Regions from separate parts of the Homo sapiens genome. Here region 2 is linked to region 1. Evidence: chromatin loops called from intact Hi-C (ENCODE). Cell type or tissue: PC-3. All regions are shown on one strand. Links, peaks and the distances in the headings refer to the core of each region. The heading gives the core; the rest is flanking DNA. Region 1 overlaps LOC102723561 (a long non-coding RNA gene). Region 2 overlaps LOC124900950 (a long non-coding RNA gene).

Evidence for each region. Peaks named below come from ENCODE experiments on the same cell type or tissue, not always from the same donor. Only the 100,000 strongest peaks of a DNase experiment are listed, where the experiment ranks them.
Region 2: it touches region 1 in a loop (14-fold over the local background); 4 of 110 quality-filtered maps call a loop at or near these places.

Annotation. Positions count from the first base shown.
Region 1 is chr5:21,148,860-21,157,214 of GRCh38, reverse strand. The region is part of intron 2 of LOC102723561 (a long non-coding RNA gene); the gene reads left to right. Among named protein-coding and RNA genes, the nearest start is that of LINC02146, 540 kb to the right of the region's middle. In PC-3, for the core only: no CTCF peak of the experiment used is centred there; DNase peaks (open chromatin) are centred at 2,474 and 4,414; H3K27ac peaks cover 2,528 bases.
Region 2 is chr5:21,233,228-21,241,582 of GRCh38, reverse strand. The region is part of intron 3 of LOC124900950 (a long non-coding RNA gene); the gene reads left to right. Among named protein-coding and RNA genes, the nearest start is that of LINC02146, 620 kb to the right of the region's middle. In PC-3, for the core only: no CTCF peak of the experiment used is centred there; no DNase peak of the experiment used is centred there; H3K27ac peaks cover 1,878 bases.

The DNA.
Region 1 (8,355 bases), core at 54-8,053:
CCCTACATATAGAATATTAACCTTATTAAATGTATGGTTTATAAATATTTTCTCCCATTTGTAGGTTGTCTCTTCATTCTGTTGACTGTTTCCTTTTCTGTGCAGAGCTTTTCAGTTTGCGAATCCCATTTGTCTACTTTGCTTTTGTTGCTGGTACCTATAGACTCAGCTCCAAAAAATTTATTACTTAAGTCAATGTCATGGAGCTTTTTTTCGTTCTATTTGCTTCTAGTAATTTTACAGTTTCAGGTCTGAAATTTAAGTCTTTAATATATTTTGATTTGATTGTTTTTCTGTGTTATAAGAGTCTAATTTTATTCTTCTGCATGTGGATATCCAGTTTTCCTAGCATCATTTATTTTCCTCTAATTTATTTATTTTAAATTAACAAATATAATTGTATATATTTATCAAGTACATGATGTTTTTCTGTGTATATACATTGTGGAATATTTAAATCTAGCTGATTAAAATATGCATTACCTCACAGTTATTATTTTTGTGGTGTGAACATTTTACATCACTCAGTATTTCTCAGCACCATTTATTGAAAAGACAATCCTTTCTCCATTGTGTGTTCCTAGAATCTTTGTCAGAAATCAATTAACTGTAAATTCATAAAATTATTTCTGGGTTCTCTATTCTGTTCCATTGGTCTATGTGTCTGATTTTTGTACCAGTACCATACTGATCTGATTACTATGGCTTTGTTTTAGATTTGAAATTAAGCAATGTGGTGCAATCACCTTTGTTCTTTTTGCTCAACATTGCTTTGGCTAGTCAGAGTTTTTTGTGGCTTCATACAAATTTTAGGATTGTTTTTTCTAGTTCTGTAAAAAACTGTCATTGGAACTTTGATAGCTATGGATTGAATACATAGATTGTTTTGGGTAGTTTTCAGTGTGCAAGTTTTTTTTTTTTTTTTTTTTTTTTACCATCTTTGTTGAATTTTTTTCCTTAAGTACTTTATTTTTCTTGATGTGGTTATAAATGAGATTGTTTAATTATTTCCTTTTCAGATTCTTTGTAGTGCATAGAAACACAGGTGATTTTTGTTTATTTTTTATTCTGCAACTTTACTGTATTTGCTTATTAGTTCTAACAGTTTTTTTGGTGGAGTCTTTAGAGTTTTCTTTTTTTTTTTTTTTTTTTTTTTTTGAGATGGAGTCTCTCTCTGTTGCCCAGGCTGGAGTGCAGTGGTGCAATCTTGGCTCACTGCAAGCTCCGCCTCCCAGGTTCATGCCATTCTCCTGCCTCAGCCTCCCAAGTAGCTGGGACTACAGGTGCCCGCCACCACGCCTAGCTAATTTTTTGTATTTTTAGTAGAGACAGGGTTTCACCGTGTTAGCCAGGATGGTCTCGATCTCCTGACCTCATGATCTGCCCACCTTGGCCTCCCAAAGTGCAGGGATTACAGGCGTGAGCCACTGCGCCCGGCCTAGAGTTTTCTATATGTAAGATCATGTGTCTGCAAGCAAGGACAGTTTAACTACTATTCCAGTTTAGATGCCTGTAGTTTTTTTCTCTTACCTAATTTCTCGGGGTTAGACTTCCCTTTCAGTGTTGACAGAAAAAGGGAAAGTGGGCATATTTGTCTTCTTCCTGATCTTAGAGGATAATGTTTCAGCTTTTCATGGTTGAATATGATGTTAGCTGTGGGCTTGGCATATATGGCGTTTATTGTGTTGACTTAAAGAAAATCTTAATTTAGATAAAAAAGCAAATGAGTAATGACAATTTAACTCTGAACAAATGGAGAGGTGAATATCTAATGTTATGTTGAAAGTTAAAAGTTAACCAAAGTTTGTTGATCATAGAGCAAGGCTTTCTGATATATACTTCACAAATAAATTTTGCCATGATAAGTACAACAAAATGCATGGAATCACGAAAGCAAATTAAGAGGTAAAAATGTTAAGCAATTTTTCTTAAAGAGCATATATACATATATTATAAAGCATTTTTACTGAGTTTTACTGTCTAACTTCATTTATTGCATCTAGAATGAACTTTTAGAAAAAGTAAACTCAAATCAATCTCATTTTTTTCACATTTATTATGCCTTAAAAATGAACACATAATCACAGAGTAATAAAGCTGGAAGAGGCATGAGACATTAAAGAGAAAATCCTTACTTTTTGGAAGAGAAAATGGTCAAGGGTGTTAATTTCATGAAAGTGGCTGGGGAAGCTTTCTGAGGGACCTACTGTGACCCTTCCTCCACTTTGCTAGCATCATTGACGGCTGGAAACCTTTATTTGCACTGTAGTTTTTCCTCCATGGAGCTTTTCTGCTGCAGTTGTGTAGCTTTGTTGGCAAAACAGATCCTTGCCAGTGTCTGTTTGTGTTTTTGGAATAGTCACATCATTCACAATTTTATGTTCACATTGCACTTTTCATGTCATAAGAGTCAAGAACCTCCATGCTCAGATGCACTCTGCACCTGTGTTGGGAGTTGGCAAGAGGCTCAACTCAGCTGAGTCACCCACCAAACACACTTTGGCACTGTCAGAATAAGGCAAAGACTGCTGCTGCCACAGACTTCTTCTGGTGGTAACTCACACCCGGTATGGAGGGTGGCAGAGGTCAATGGGCAGAGCAGCAAGGCTGGGGTCCTGTGAGGTGCAAATTCCAGGTGTCAGGATCATGAGGGAATAGCAGCTTCAAGTCCTGGACACATGACGCATTATCCCATCAGAATTTACTTAAAAATACAAATTCAGAGATATCATTAAGAATTAGGCCAGGCTTGGTGGCTCACGCCTGTAATCCCAGCACTTTGGGAGGCCAAGGCGGGCAGATCACGAGGTCAGGAGATTGAGGCCATCCTGGCCAACATGGTGAAACTCTGTCTCTACTAAAATACAAAAAATTAGCCGGGTGTGGTGGTGTGTGCCTGTAGTCTCAGCTACTTGGGAGGCTGAGGCAGGGGAATCACTTGAAGCTGGGAGGCAGAGGTTAAAATAAACCGAGATCATGCCATTGCACTCCCGCGTGGAAACAGAGCAAGACTCTGTTTCAGAAAAAAAAAAAAAAGAATTAAAAGCTTGCAATGAAGATCATTAAACTCTTAAGTGCTGGCCCTTCTAAGAGTTGGGCGCTGTGGAACTGTACTAGTCACCCATCCAAAGATTCAGCCCTGCCTAGAGATGGTGGAAAATCTCAAGAATGAGAATATATTCATCTCGCATATTGTTTAATGGAATTGGGGACAGAAAATGGTTGATTACATTTTAGCTATAAAGTAAGATTCATGCAAAATATGCATATATATAGACACTCAGTTGTTTTATAATAAAGATTATTAGTAACAACTTTTGCCGTATAGTTTAAATAGCATTAGTATTCTCTAATTCATGAATATTTAAAAAGTCAGATTGTTTGTGCTCAAGCAAACATGCAGTTTCTTCATTTTCAAAATGCATATAATACTTGAACCTAACTTATTAGGTTGTTGACAAGATTAAATAATACAGAGCAAGGCATAGACGTGGGTCAGTCATATAGAGCTCAATAAATATTAATAATTTGTTATTATTGTTACCATTACTATATTTTGGATTTATGTTTTCTATTAGTAGCACTGCAATACATTTTCTTATACCAAACATTTTTAATAATGTCTCACTCAAACAGATTTCCAGGAGATAAATGATTAGATTAATGATTGTGTTTAAGACCCTTGACAAATCAGTCAACTCATGTACTTCCAAATGGACTTCAAAATACAGTACATGTATAATTAATTACACTTCTACTTGCTGCACAGGAAACACTCTACTTTATAGATGACTAGTTTAATACTTTAACACTCCAATATTTGGAAAAGAGTGTGTGTTTGTCTGTGTGTGTGTGTGTGTGTGTGTGTGTGTGTGTGTGTGTGTGTTGCCCCTAGGTTCCAGATGAGTGAAATTCTGGGAGGCTTAGCTTCAAAATTAATAGCAGATGGCTCTAGAGGAGATACACTGGTTCTTACCAAGTGTCACTGGAATAACACAGGATGCTACACTGATGATATGAGATTGATGTAGAATTAGCTCAAGCTATTCTGAAGCAGCTAAAAGAATCAAGTATTCATGTGAAATGTACCTATAAAATCAATATAAATTTTTGACAGAGTAGTTAGCCATTTTCCATATTTGTATCAAGTAGTTTGGTAAGTGCCTTAGTCGTTGATATTCTTTTGAATATGAGGATCTATTTCAGGCATCAGACACACTTCAGTGTAATGATTTCATAATAGCAATTCCTGTTTGCTACTGATCCAACACATAGCCAAGATAACTTTATGATCACCTTCTGGAATTGCAAAATGCTCCCAATAAATATGGGATTTATGAGTAAATAATGCCTGCTAATGCATATGACTCATTTCAACACCCCTGGCAATCTCTCAGCTGGACATTCTTTTATTTCCTGCTTAAGTCAAGAGTAAATTGAAAACCACACAGCTAACATGACAATTGTGTTACCCTAAGAGATGAGTCATAACTGTGACATAATAATGAATCAAACTCTGGCATATCCTTTTGCAATAAAAGTTGCTGTCATGTGAGTAGACCAGTGGATATTTTATGTAAGATATTTCTGGCATTAAGTGGAACAATTTGGAGTAGGAAAGAGGATTTAATTTTAAAAGTTAATTTCTATAAAAAGTGCCTCTTTCAATAATTCCGATGTGTAATGATATGGAAATATTTTCTTGGTTCAAAATAAACATATAAATATTAAAGAAGTAAGTATAGGGTTTGCATTTTAGCTTTATCTGCATGTCACCTAACAAGTACATTAAATTTCTCAATTGAGAGAGATGATATGGCTCTGTCCTATTCATTATTAAAAGGTGATTTTTCAGCATACAAAAGAAATGTAGTGAAATATAAATTATTTTACACAGACCACATAGTAGAGGATGTCACTGTTTCTGAGAGTAGATTTGTATTGTTTGCTCTTATTTGATTTTCTCAAAAGAATGTAATGTTAATTATCAAACAAAATATTCTGGCTAATAAGTAAACCAAAGCAAAATAAAAAAAAGGTAATAATAAAAAGAAAAGGGGAGACATATAGATTACTTTGCAAAAGCCTTTGGCAGGCTGAGACTGGCAGAGCACTTGAGGTCAGGAGTTCAAGACCATCCTGGCCAACATGATGAAACCCCGTCTCTACCAAAAAAAATACGAAAATTAGCCAGGCATGGTGGCACACGCCTGTAGTCCCAGCTACTTGGGAGGCTGAGGCATGAGAATCGCTTGAACCCATCAGGCAAAGGTTGTGGTGAGCTGAGATGGCGCCACTGCACTCCAGCCTGGGTGACAGAGTGAGACTCCGTCTCAAAAACATAGTAAAATAAATAAAAATTACTCTGCAAAATGTTCCTAAATAAATGTTCTGTTACAAGTATTTTTCAGTGACAGAACATTTGTAGTAGTGATATATTTAAAACTGTGTTCTAATATCCTTTCTGTTGAGGATTATAAAAATAGCATTTGAAGTTAAACACTAGAAATGTTTATTTATAAAATATTTTCTTAATTAAAGAAATGTTAAAATTGGCATGTATTATGTTGGGTTCTTCTGAAATATGTTCTGAAGTTTCATGATAACAAAATAGATTTTTTTCTATCTGAAAATATTGAGATATGTTTCTCCCCCAAGTAGGTATGTTAAACTGTACACATTTGTAAGACTTTGGTTGCGTTGCAAGCAGATATCTTTCAAGAGACAGCTAATAATATCTGAAAGATGTTCTTTAAATCTCTAAACTAACTGTGCTGTTTGGGTCCATTTTCTATTTCAAAATTTTATTGATGATTCTGTTTCTTAAAAAATAACTTGTAATCAAATTATTCATTTTTTTAACAGTTTTCCCTTTTAATGTTACTCATAAGTTCATAGTTCCAAGTATTATATCCTATATATTAAAAATTTTAGTACATTGTATTAAAAAGTCTTGGTAGCATTGCCACATCCATCCCTCATAAAGAAGGACATCAAAATTTCAAAACATGCAGGCAATGGTACTAAAATGTTGCCTGAGCCATTATCTACAATTACTTATGTAAGACTTTATAAAAGTGAACATTCATTTAAAAATGGAATAGCATCATTTTGCATTGTGTCTTAAGTTTTGTGAAAAAGTATATTTTCCATGCTTATAAGGATTATCCGAGAGAAGTTTCCTTTATGCAGCCTTTCTCATGCTTCTTTCCTTAATTCCTAATTATATAACCATCTATATATTTCATTGACTTACATTGAAATGTTAGCTGTCCTGATATGTCTCAGCCTAATATCTAAAATTATGGTCAACTATCTTGATACTAATATGACATAACCCTTGACAATTCTGACTTTTAAAAAAATAGAGAAAAAAATTAAACTATGAAGACACTAGTTGTGAGGAGAACATCACATAGGATTTAATAAATAATATTATATAGTATAAAATCACTTTTAATACTTTTCTAAGAAAGACTTTGTGATTAGTACATAGCTATAAATCCAAGATATTTTCTGATTAACAGGCAAGATATAGAAGTGGCTTGATCTTTTGTCCTTTATGCATTATATAAAAAATTGGAGAAACATATTATTACAACAATTTTAATGTTATGTTCATTGCAGAAGTAAACTAACTACAGATTTCATAATGCTAAATTTGTTACTTGGTAAAGTAAGAATCATAATAGCCAGCCATCAGTTTATCTTTTGTGAATGACATTATATCTAGACACTACAATTTCCTAATCGATCATACAGTTTATGTAATGTTTATACTAATTAGTTAACTGATACACAAAATCAAAATGGTTATAAAATCCAATATAAAATTGACTGGAAATGCACACCTAGATATAAAGATTAATAGTAGTCTAAGTTTTAGTACTTACCTTTAATGTAAGATAAACACACTTTCTCTAGTCTAATTCTCCATGGCTATACTAATTTTTTCTTTTTGTCTGTGAGGTTACCAATTTCTACATGTAATATTAGAGGATTTTTAAGGTGTTGTTGAGAGAAGGGTATATAATTCACCAATTAAGTGTCATTTTCGTTAAAAGGACACTAAAACCTAGACATTGTCCTTCACAGGGTAAGCTAATTCTAGAGGCAGTAGATGGACCACTATTTCTAATTTCACGAATGTAGCATAGTAATTGGGAATTATATTTTTTAAAAAATAATTATTTTTAATTGATAAATTACAGATTACGTATCTTTGGTATACAATGTGATGTTTTGATTTATATGCATACAAACATAGGAACATAAACATAGTGGGATGATTAAATCAAACTAATAATCATATTCATGACCTCACATATTTATCATTTTTTAATGAGAACATTTCAAATCTACTCTGAGCAATTTTAAGTATATTATACATTACCAATTATGATCACTATACTGTACAATGTATCTCCAGTACTTATTTCTCCTATCTAACTGAATGAAACTTTTTACCCTTCAACTAATCTCTCACACTCTGTAATTAAAGAAATGCTGCTTTTAACTTCAGATTGTGAGAAGCAAAATTCTGCCTCTACCACTTAATAGCATTGCAACATAGGGAAAAAAAAATGTGGTTAATGTGACTAGTTAAATATTTTTGTTAGTTATTAAATGGAAAAATAAAATGTACCCCCAGTTATTGTTTAGTGGGGAAAAATGATAAAAATAGTTTAAATTTTTGGTACATATTAAATAATAAATAAGAGCTAATCATCATCAATTATTTGAGAATTTACAGAAACTTATTTTGATAAATTAACCTGTAAAAATGCCATGATTATGATTATCATTGGTGTGTATATATAGAGAGATACATCTATCTATCTATCCAAACACACCCCTCCCACACTGCTACATATAAATCTATATATTTAATGGATACACAACTTCCAAATAAATCCAGAGATTAAAAAGGAGACTTTATAACTGATACTGCAGAAATTCAAAGAATCATTGGTGGCTACTATTAGCAACTATATGCCAATAAATTGAACAATCTAGAATAAATGAATACCTAGATAAATACCACCTACCAAGATTGAACCAGAAAGAAATAAAAAAACTGAACAGACCAATAAAATGTAATGAGATCAAAGCCATAATAAAGTCTCCCAATAAAGAAAAGACCAGGACTTGATGGCTTCACTGCTGAATTCTACCAAACACTTAAAGAACTAATACCAATCCTCCTCAAACTATTCCAAAAAACAGAGGAGGAGGAAATATTTAAAAAGTCATTATGCAAGGCCAGTATTACACTGATACCTAAACCAAAGACATCACAAAGAAAGAAAACTACAGGCTAATATCTCTGATGGATATTGAATCAATAATCTCCAA
Region 2 (8,355 bases), core at 155-8,154, 84 kb before region 1:
AACATATACAAGCAAGAATTCATCATTGTCAACTTTTTTTGTTAATATTCTATACTAATTATGTGTACTTACTGTTATGTATCAGGCATTGGGGTAAGCAGTTTAAATGTGTTATATCATCTAATAATGAGATGTGATTGGTTTTATAGTTCTCGTATAGATAGGAAAAGTGAAGCTCATAGAGTCAAAGTCACAGTCCCCAGGTACTTGACCTGAAAGGGTGGGGCTTCCAGAATGCTGGGTCCTTCTGAAAAAAAAAAAATTGTCTAGTCTTCAGCTCTTTGCCATTATGGGAAGGAGACATTGAATGATGAAATATAATCAGACTAGAAGCATTATTTCAAAATAGCAAAACAGCAGCAATAGCAGTTCATAATTTTAAAAAGTACTTTCAAATTATCTCATGGGATCCTCATAGCAACCCTGTTAGCAGAATGGGAATTGTGACTATGAAAAAGAACCAATTACGATTTTTAAAAATTCCAATTCTTCTACCTACCAATACTGCTGATTTCGAAGAATAATGTATTTGTAATTAAGTTGTCTTTATTGGGACTTAGAACTCTATCATTTCCTGTTTGCTTGAAATGTACCAAATTAAAAAGGTGAGTATTCATTTGACAGAAAGAGTAGTGCTGGGCCTTGCTGCACATCAGAATCACCATGGGAACATGAACATATTGAGATCCATCAACCCTACGCTATGCAATCCTATCAGGATTTTTGAGATATGGTAAAACTTAGAATTAAAAAAAATGAGATTTCTGCTGGATCTAATCTTTGGCACTAATGACATATTTGTGATAGGCTTATTTTGGCCTTATCCTGTGTTCTTTCCTTCAGCTCAATATCCTACTTGATATTTGGCATGCTGTTTAAGAAACACAAAAGATCATAGAAACAGCCAAAGGATAATGCATATATATAAAATCCCTTTCTCATATTAGAAATTTTATCCCCAATTCTGATGGCTTTATCTTTGTCCACTTTACTTTCGCCATGTAATTGCAAATGTATCATTAACAGTAAATAGAACAGATATTGATATTTTATTTTTATTGATGGGTATGTGAGACAAATAAAGATTAAAATTTTATACATTAATTCAATAACTAATTGTTGAACACTTATTGTAGGTTAAACACTGTGAAAGATGCTAGAAATACAAAGTCAAATAAAATGTGATGTAGATCCTGAAGGGCCTTAAATTTCATTAACACAAAATTCCATTAAAGTGTAGCAGGTAATGTGAAAGTATTCTATGCAGGGCACAGTTTGCACAAAATGTAGGTTAGAATTAGGAGGTGGTATAGTATTTAAGGCAAAAAAAAACTGTGAGCTTGGACAGTCAAAGTCATACAACTTTTTATTGATCTAATAATGATTAGTAGCCACTTCTTATGAATCTGAATCCAAGATTTTCTATTTTATTATTGTTAAGTTTTATGGATAGGGGAGCTAGCTGTAGTGGTTTAGATAATACAGTTAGACAAAAGTAGTTGAGGTGGCACTGAAGAAAAAATTCTCAAAGAAAATTCTACAGATAAAAGAGATATAAGTTTGTAATGCAGAGAGAGAAGAGACAAAAATGAATCTGAGGTAGCAAGCCAGATAAACTTGTGGAATCTGTTTTCACACCTGAACTTGGGTTGAGGACTTGATATTGGGGAGAAACTCTCTTGCCTTGAAAGTGCCATCCCTTAAGAAATCCACGTGTATGTTCAAAGTGGACTGCAAAACATTCAATGAAATAAGTCTATTTTCAATTTTAATCACTCACTCAACCCATTGTTGCCGCTGAGGAGGTACTGATTAAAACACTCCTACTTCCCACTTAGGTTCTGAACTAATTGAGAGACAAAAGTAGGATTGGTAGATGAAGACCAAAATATCTACTTTATCACTGATGGGCAGAATTGGAAGACAGAGCCTAAAAGCACTTCCTCACCCAAAACTCAGGATTAGGCAGACCCACCCACCCAGTTGCAGGATGGACAGGGACATACTCATTCTGTGGCACCTTGTTTCCAAGAGGAAAAAGATGAAGTTGATCACATTGTTATATTTTCCCAATATATATCATTCAGATAAATCATAGCTTCCTCTCAGGGGCTCAGGGTAGGAGCATCTTCAGAGGAGTCTGTCTATAAGTCAGAGACTGTGTCTAAATTTTTGTGTCTCTTACAACGTGCTTATCACATATCTCTTACAATATGTTTATCATGTTTTCCTGCAAAAAAACAGAATATTCTACTAAAAATATTTTCATCATTAAGGTTGTTGATTATTTCACTGAATAAAAGTTCTGGAAGGAGGCAGTTCCAGAATCATTGATTCATTAGCTCAGCAATTGAAGAATGTAATTTTCTGTTATTGCTTTTGGTTCACAAAGTTGTCCCAACAGACTTGCCAAAGTGCCAAGTCTTCATGTGACAGCATCCATACGTTCAAAGGAATTAAGTGGTTTTCTTTTTGTTTTTCTACTTTTACTTAAATATGCAAATGTTATCTTTCCCAGAAGCCCCACATCACATGTCTTCTGACGTCTGAGTCACTAGAATTTGTCATTTCCTAATCCTTATCAAATAACAGATAACTGGAAATGGAATTACTGCAATTGACTGAGACTCATCATAGTGTATCCTTGGACCTATTGAAGGAAACTATTATTCCTGAGCTCTCTGTTGCTCTTGGTATGTCTGAAAAGCGCTGAAATAAATCAGAATTCTTTTGGCAAGGAAGTTAAGAGCTTGAATCATATTTATCAAATAATCGTTTTGTTCCCTTTGCCCTATTTACCTTCCTATAAAAAATATTCAACTTTTTGGATGAATGTAATATTATTAATTTATGGATAGAGTAAAATGCTGATGTCTGTAAATATTGTTTCATGCAAATGCAAAATATTAATACAATTCAATTTTAGGTAATGTTGAATTATTCCAACATAAATGAAAATTAAAACATTATCAAAATGGATTTAACTAACTAAACAAACAGAATATCTTTGAAAAATAATGTTGCCGGCCCTGCATGGTAGCTTACGTCTGTAATCCCAGCACTTTGGGAGGCAGGGGAGGGCAGATCATGAGGTCAAGAGATCAAGACCATCCTGGCCAACATGGTGAAACCCCATCTCTACTGAAAATACAAAATTCAGGTGGGCATGGTGGTGTGAACCTGTAGTCCCAGCTACTTAGGAGGCTGAGGCAGGAGAATCACTTGAACCTGGGAGGCAGAGGTTACAGTGAGCCGAGATCATGCCACTACACTCCAGCCTGGCGACACAGAGAGACTCTGTCTCAAAAAAAAAAAAAGAAAAGAAAAAGAAAAAGAATGTTGCCTATACAATTGATTCATTTGGTCATTTCATCATTTATGAACAAAGTATTCCTTTCTTTTTCTTCAGGCAGTCATCTAAAACATCTAATATAAAATAAAAGCTTCTTGGTAATATATCAAAATACAGATGTATATCTGAAATTCTGTATTTTTGACACAAGGATCTAGAGGAAATTTCCACATATATTATAATAAAATGGGTCAGAATTAAGTTGTTAATTAATTAAAACTATATCACATTATGACTGATTATAATACTTGACCAAGGAACAATATAGTAGCTATCTTCAACTTTCAAGTGTAAATAGAAAATAAGCACTTTTTGATTTAAACAAAGCTTTTGCAAAATGTGTATTAATATAATTGGTATGCTTTAAACAGGATGTTGCAAATGTTCAGAATACCATGCAGTCAGGTGATTACCACAGGTCTTTGGTTCTTAATTATCCATAGGAAAGCCAAATGAATCAGTAGTCAAATGAGGGCAATTATCACGTTTACAGAAGAACATGACTCTCTGGATGAAGCTTTCTGCAAGTCTCATTTGCTATTACAAATTCAGTAGTAGAGCATTTCAATACAAGTGAGGTTTGAATGATGCAATATAAGCCAAATGCTGTCAGTTTTGGGGCTGCAGACAATATGGTACAGAGTCACACATGTTTTCCAAAGTTTATTTTGGCAAATTTCTGAATATAGAAAATGTGATAATTTCATTCTGAAAGGCTTACTTGTGGGAACAGAAATTACTGTTATTATGGATTCCACTAAGATATATCATTTCATTAAGGCACAATTAATGAAGGAGGATTAGAAGAACTTCCAGTTGTAAATTGCCCTCTTCCTCTTTGTTGCCTAGCTGTGTAGAATATACTGAAAAGATTTTCTGTCTGAAGTAGCTATAAAAATGTAACCCACATGTCCCAAACGTCCAGCTAAATAAACTCTCCGTGGCAATTAGCATGTGTGTGCAGTTAGAAATCAAAGAGAAATACAGGCTTTTTCTTCTAAAAAGTATGCTTTGCTATTAATCAAGAGTAATGACTCTCAGCAGCACTGTTTCAGTAGCAGTTTTAAAGATTAAAAATATAATTGACTCATTGATGCCTTGGATGTCCAAACACTTCTTATGAGTCAGTATATTAAATGTCTAATTATAGACAATGATAATTCTTTTCCTGAGACATGTCCCAGCAGTGTTTTGGATTGTAAAAGGAAATAAAAGGACTAGGAATAGCTACATGACTCATGTTTTAAAATGAGTGCCTCTTTTCCTATGGAACAGATTAACTTTTCTAAATAGCCACTAGTACCAGATGCTGCTTGGTTAATCCTATGATATGGGAAGACCCTAAATAACATCCAGATATCAATTACTCTCATTAGAATGGATACTTTTCTTTATCATAACAAAAAATGTCAAAACTCAAACATCACTCACAACCCACCACCAACTTCAACATCAACAAGAAGAACTAGCAAAAGGGCATTTGAGTAAACACACACACACACACACACACACAAACTTCATATATATGTGTGTATGTATATATATAAACTACATATATGTGTGTGTTTGTTGTGTAGTTTACACACACACACACACACACATACTTGTCAAGGGACATGCAATTCTTGAGAAAGCTGAAATATGTCAGTACAGACAAGATAACAAGATGTAAAGGGTATTGATTGAAGTTCTAAAGCCATTTAGATTTTATGTTATCTAGGGTCCACATTTTTTTCAAATCCACCTAAACTTATATTCTTTTCTCGCTTCTGCCCATTTTTTTCTTGATTTTTCTCTGTCTTTTCAAAATCAAAATTTCATTGTAATGACAATTTTCTTGATGCCAATCTGGCCAGTCATGGTTGACTGAGTCTACTTTCATTGCCATGTGGTTTATAATTCTAGTTGCATAACTCACTCAATGTTGTCAAAACACTGATGATGTCTAGTAAAAAGTACAGTAGAAGTATATTGAGACATTAAGAATTAAACATATTTGTTGACTTGATGAGTACTCTCTCTGTAAGACTATAACTCAAAAGAAGCATTCATTGTTTTATGTACCTCTTAAAATATCCATGATACATCATTAACAAATAATTGGTTCACTGAAGGAAATGAATATGATAGTTTTTGAATTTAGTAATCAATTTTATTATTTCTGCACTGTTAATTTTCTCTTAGCATATTTCTGAGTGAAATAAAAAATAGGCTCCTTAGATTTATCAAGTTACAATGACTGCATAAATGTTCTATTTTTCTTGGCTTTAAACAAATAGCAGTCTAAAATAAGGAATCCATTTCAATCTAATGTATTGAGTATCTTAAACTTTCATCCAACTTAGGCCTGATCAATTTTGTAGGCCTGACAGAAAGAGCAAAGACTTGGCAGAAATGATGACAAATTGATGTCACTACTTTTCTTATTAACTAGGCAGCCAATGCTGACACTTAAACAGACTCCTTGGAGAATGCTGCAAAGACAATCTTTGACCAAGTTTTTTTGTTTCTAGCAATGTTTTAGGCTAGCACCTTGTGACATTGCTCCTCAGTACTCATGGTTCTTGTTCATTTTATCTCCAGGCTCTACTCTTGGCATTAGTCCATCTGTCTCTCTCTTTCTCTCATAAGGGATGCCTGTTGAAAGACACAAAACTTTGTCCATCTCTTAGTGGAAGCACAGTGCATTCCTAATGATACTCCCCTCCCCTTTATTCTGCCCCCAGGAAAGGGAAAATGTCTTTAATCTTACGAATTAGGAGTCGCATATGGCTCCTCTGCATCTATCAATATCCAGTGCCACCCATGTCAGCCTCTTCAGACAGTCTCCTTGAATGCCTCTCTCTCAATACATGATATTAAGGACTCATTCCAGATTTCCCCTTCTCAAGGACTGGGCAATAGTGCAACTGCAATGAAAATCTCTGCAATAAAATCCTCTTCTCCTCAGCACTCTCAACTCACATATTTAATATAGATGACAGACTGACTCTAGCCGAAGTACCTCTACAAAGTCCAGTGCACCCTCATCAGCTGAATTAGCACCACGCTTTAGAATTGAGGGTACCTGGTATGGACTCAATCATTCTGTCTTTAGGCTACAGCCTAACAAGTTATTTTTGTTAACATCTTTTCATGTTAAACTGATTAATACTTTGTCGAGCTATTATGTATAATAGGAACTCTGCTAGTAACTTTACGTGTGATATCTAACCCCCATAATAAACATTTAGTGCCATGATGATTCTTTTATAAATAAAAACCAAAGATCGTGGATTTTTACATAATTAATTCAAGATCAAAACACTTGTAACTGGAATAGCTGAGATTAGTCCTCAGGGTTCCCATCTTTCCCATAAAAAATAAGGAGATTTGAAATATTATCTTTGGAAGGCTTCTTATGTGCCAGGCATTTTAGATTCTTTTACATTTGGTTACTCAGTCTTACAGCAACCAAGCAAAAATGATGATATTCTAATGTATGAAAAAAAGGAGTAATTATATTCACTTTTCAATGTCATAAGGTACAAATTGTGCAACCAGAGTGGGATAATTTTTAATATAAAATCCATGCACATTCAATTACACAATTTTGCCTTCTAGCAATTATGTCTTATTTACTTCATTACAAATCCAGCCTATTGCCTTAGGCTTCTTTGCAATTGACTACTTTTATTAATATGGGTAGGCAGAGGTTTTCTATGACATGATTCATGCAAAGCAGCAGCATTCATTAGTTTATTCACAGTACCAATAATTGATTTTGAATTCTATCAAGCACTATGAAAAGGGATAGGTATATCATAATAAAACATTCTATTGGCCTCAATTTGCTCACTCCTATAGGAGTAAGAGACATTAAAATAATTACAATGTAACGCTAAAAAGATTTGGTAGAACTTGGAACTATTATGTTGTGAAAGCACCAGGGCAGGGTGCCTTAGTAATAAAACTGATATTTGAGGTGAGATTGAGAGAAGAGAAACTATACAGGTCAGACAAGAAGGCAGAAAAGGGAATATTCAGAAAGTAATAAGGGCATGAATATGAAATTATGACTAATTTGTTATAACTGTAGCATCAAGTACATGGACAGAAGACAAGCCTGGTTTTCACAAAGGAAATAAAAAGTAAATCAATCTGACTTTTGATGAGATTTATTTTTTGTATTCTTTAATCAGCCATTTTTTTCCTTCAGTCTTTAACATATGTTTCCTGAGTTCTTGCTGGCCACCAGATATGAAATGAAAGCACAATATGACAATTCTTGTAACTGTCATGAGTGCTGTAAGAGCGTAGGAAGAGGTAGAAGATTTTTCATGTGTACAGCACCTCACTGGAATGCCTCTTTCAAAACATGGGAGTGTCTCTTGAAACATGTGAACATGGACTGGTGATTCTAGTTCTTTAAAGAAATTCATGAATAGACTTTATTTGTTGGAGTAGTTTTAAATTTATAGAAAAATTCTGCAGATAGTACAGAAAGTTTCCATATACCCTCTCTCCTCTACTATTAATACCTTGCATTAGTGTGGCGCCTTTGTCATAATTGATGAACCACTATTGATACATTATAATTAACTAAAGTCCAGGGTTAACATTAGGGTGCACAATTTGTATTTTACAGCTCTCTGGGTTTTGATGAATGCATAAGATCACATATCCAGAGGACAGTACAGAATAACTTCACAGCCCTAAAATCTCTCTCTGCTTCACCTGTTTATTCCTCTCCTTTCCCCTGAACCCATAGCAATCACTGACCTTTTCCTTTTCTAGAATACATACAGTTGGGATCATATAGTTTGTAACCTTTGCAGACTGGCTTATTTCACTTAGGAAATTTAGGAATATGTATTTAAGGTTCCTCCATGTCTTTTTGTGGCTTGATAATTTCTCTTTCTCTCTCTCTCTCTCTCACCTCTTCTTTTTTTTTTTTTTTTTTTTTTTTTTGAGATAGAGTTTCACTCTTTCACCCAGGTTGGAGTGCAGTGGCTCGATCTCAG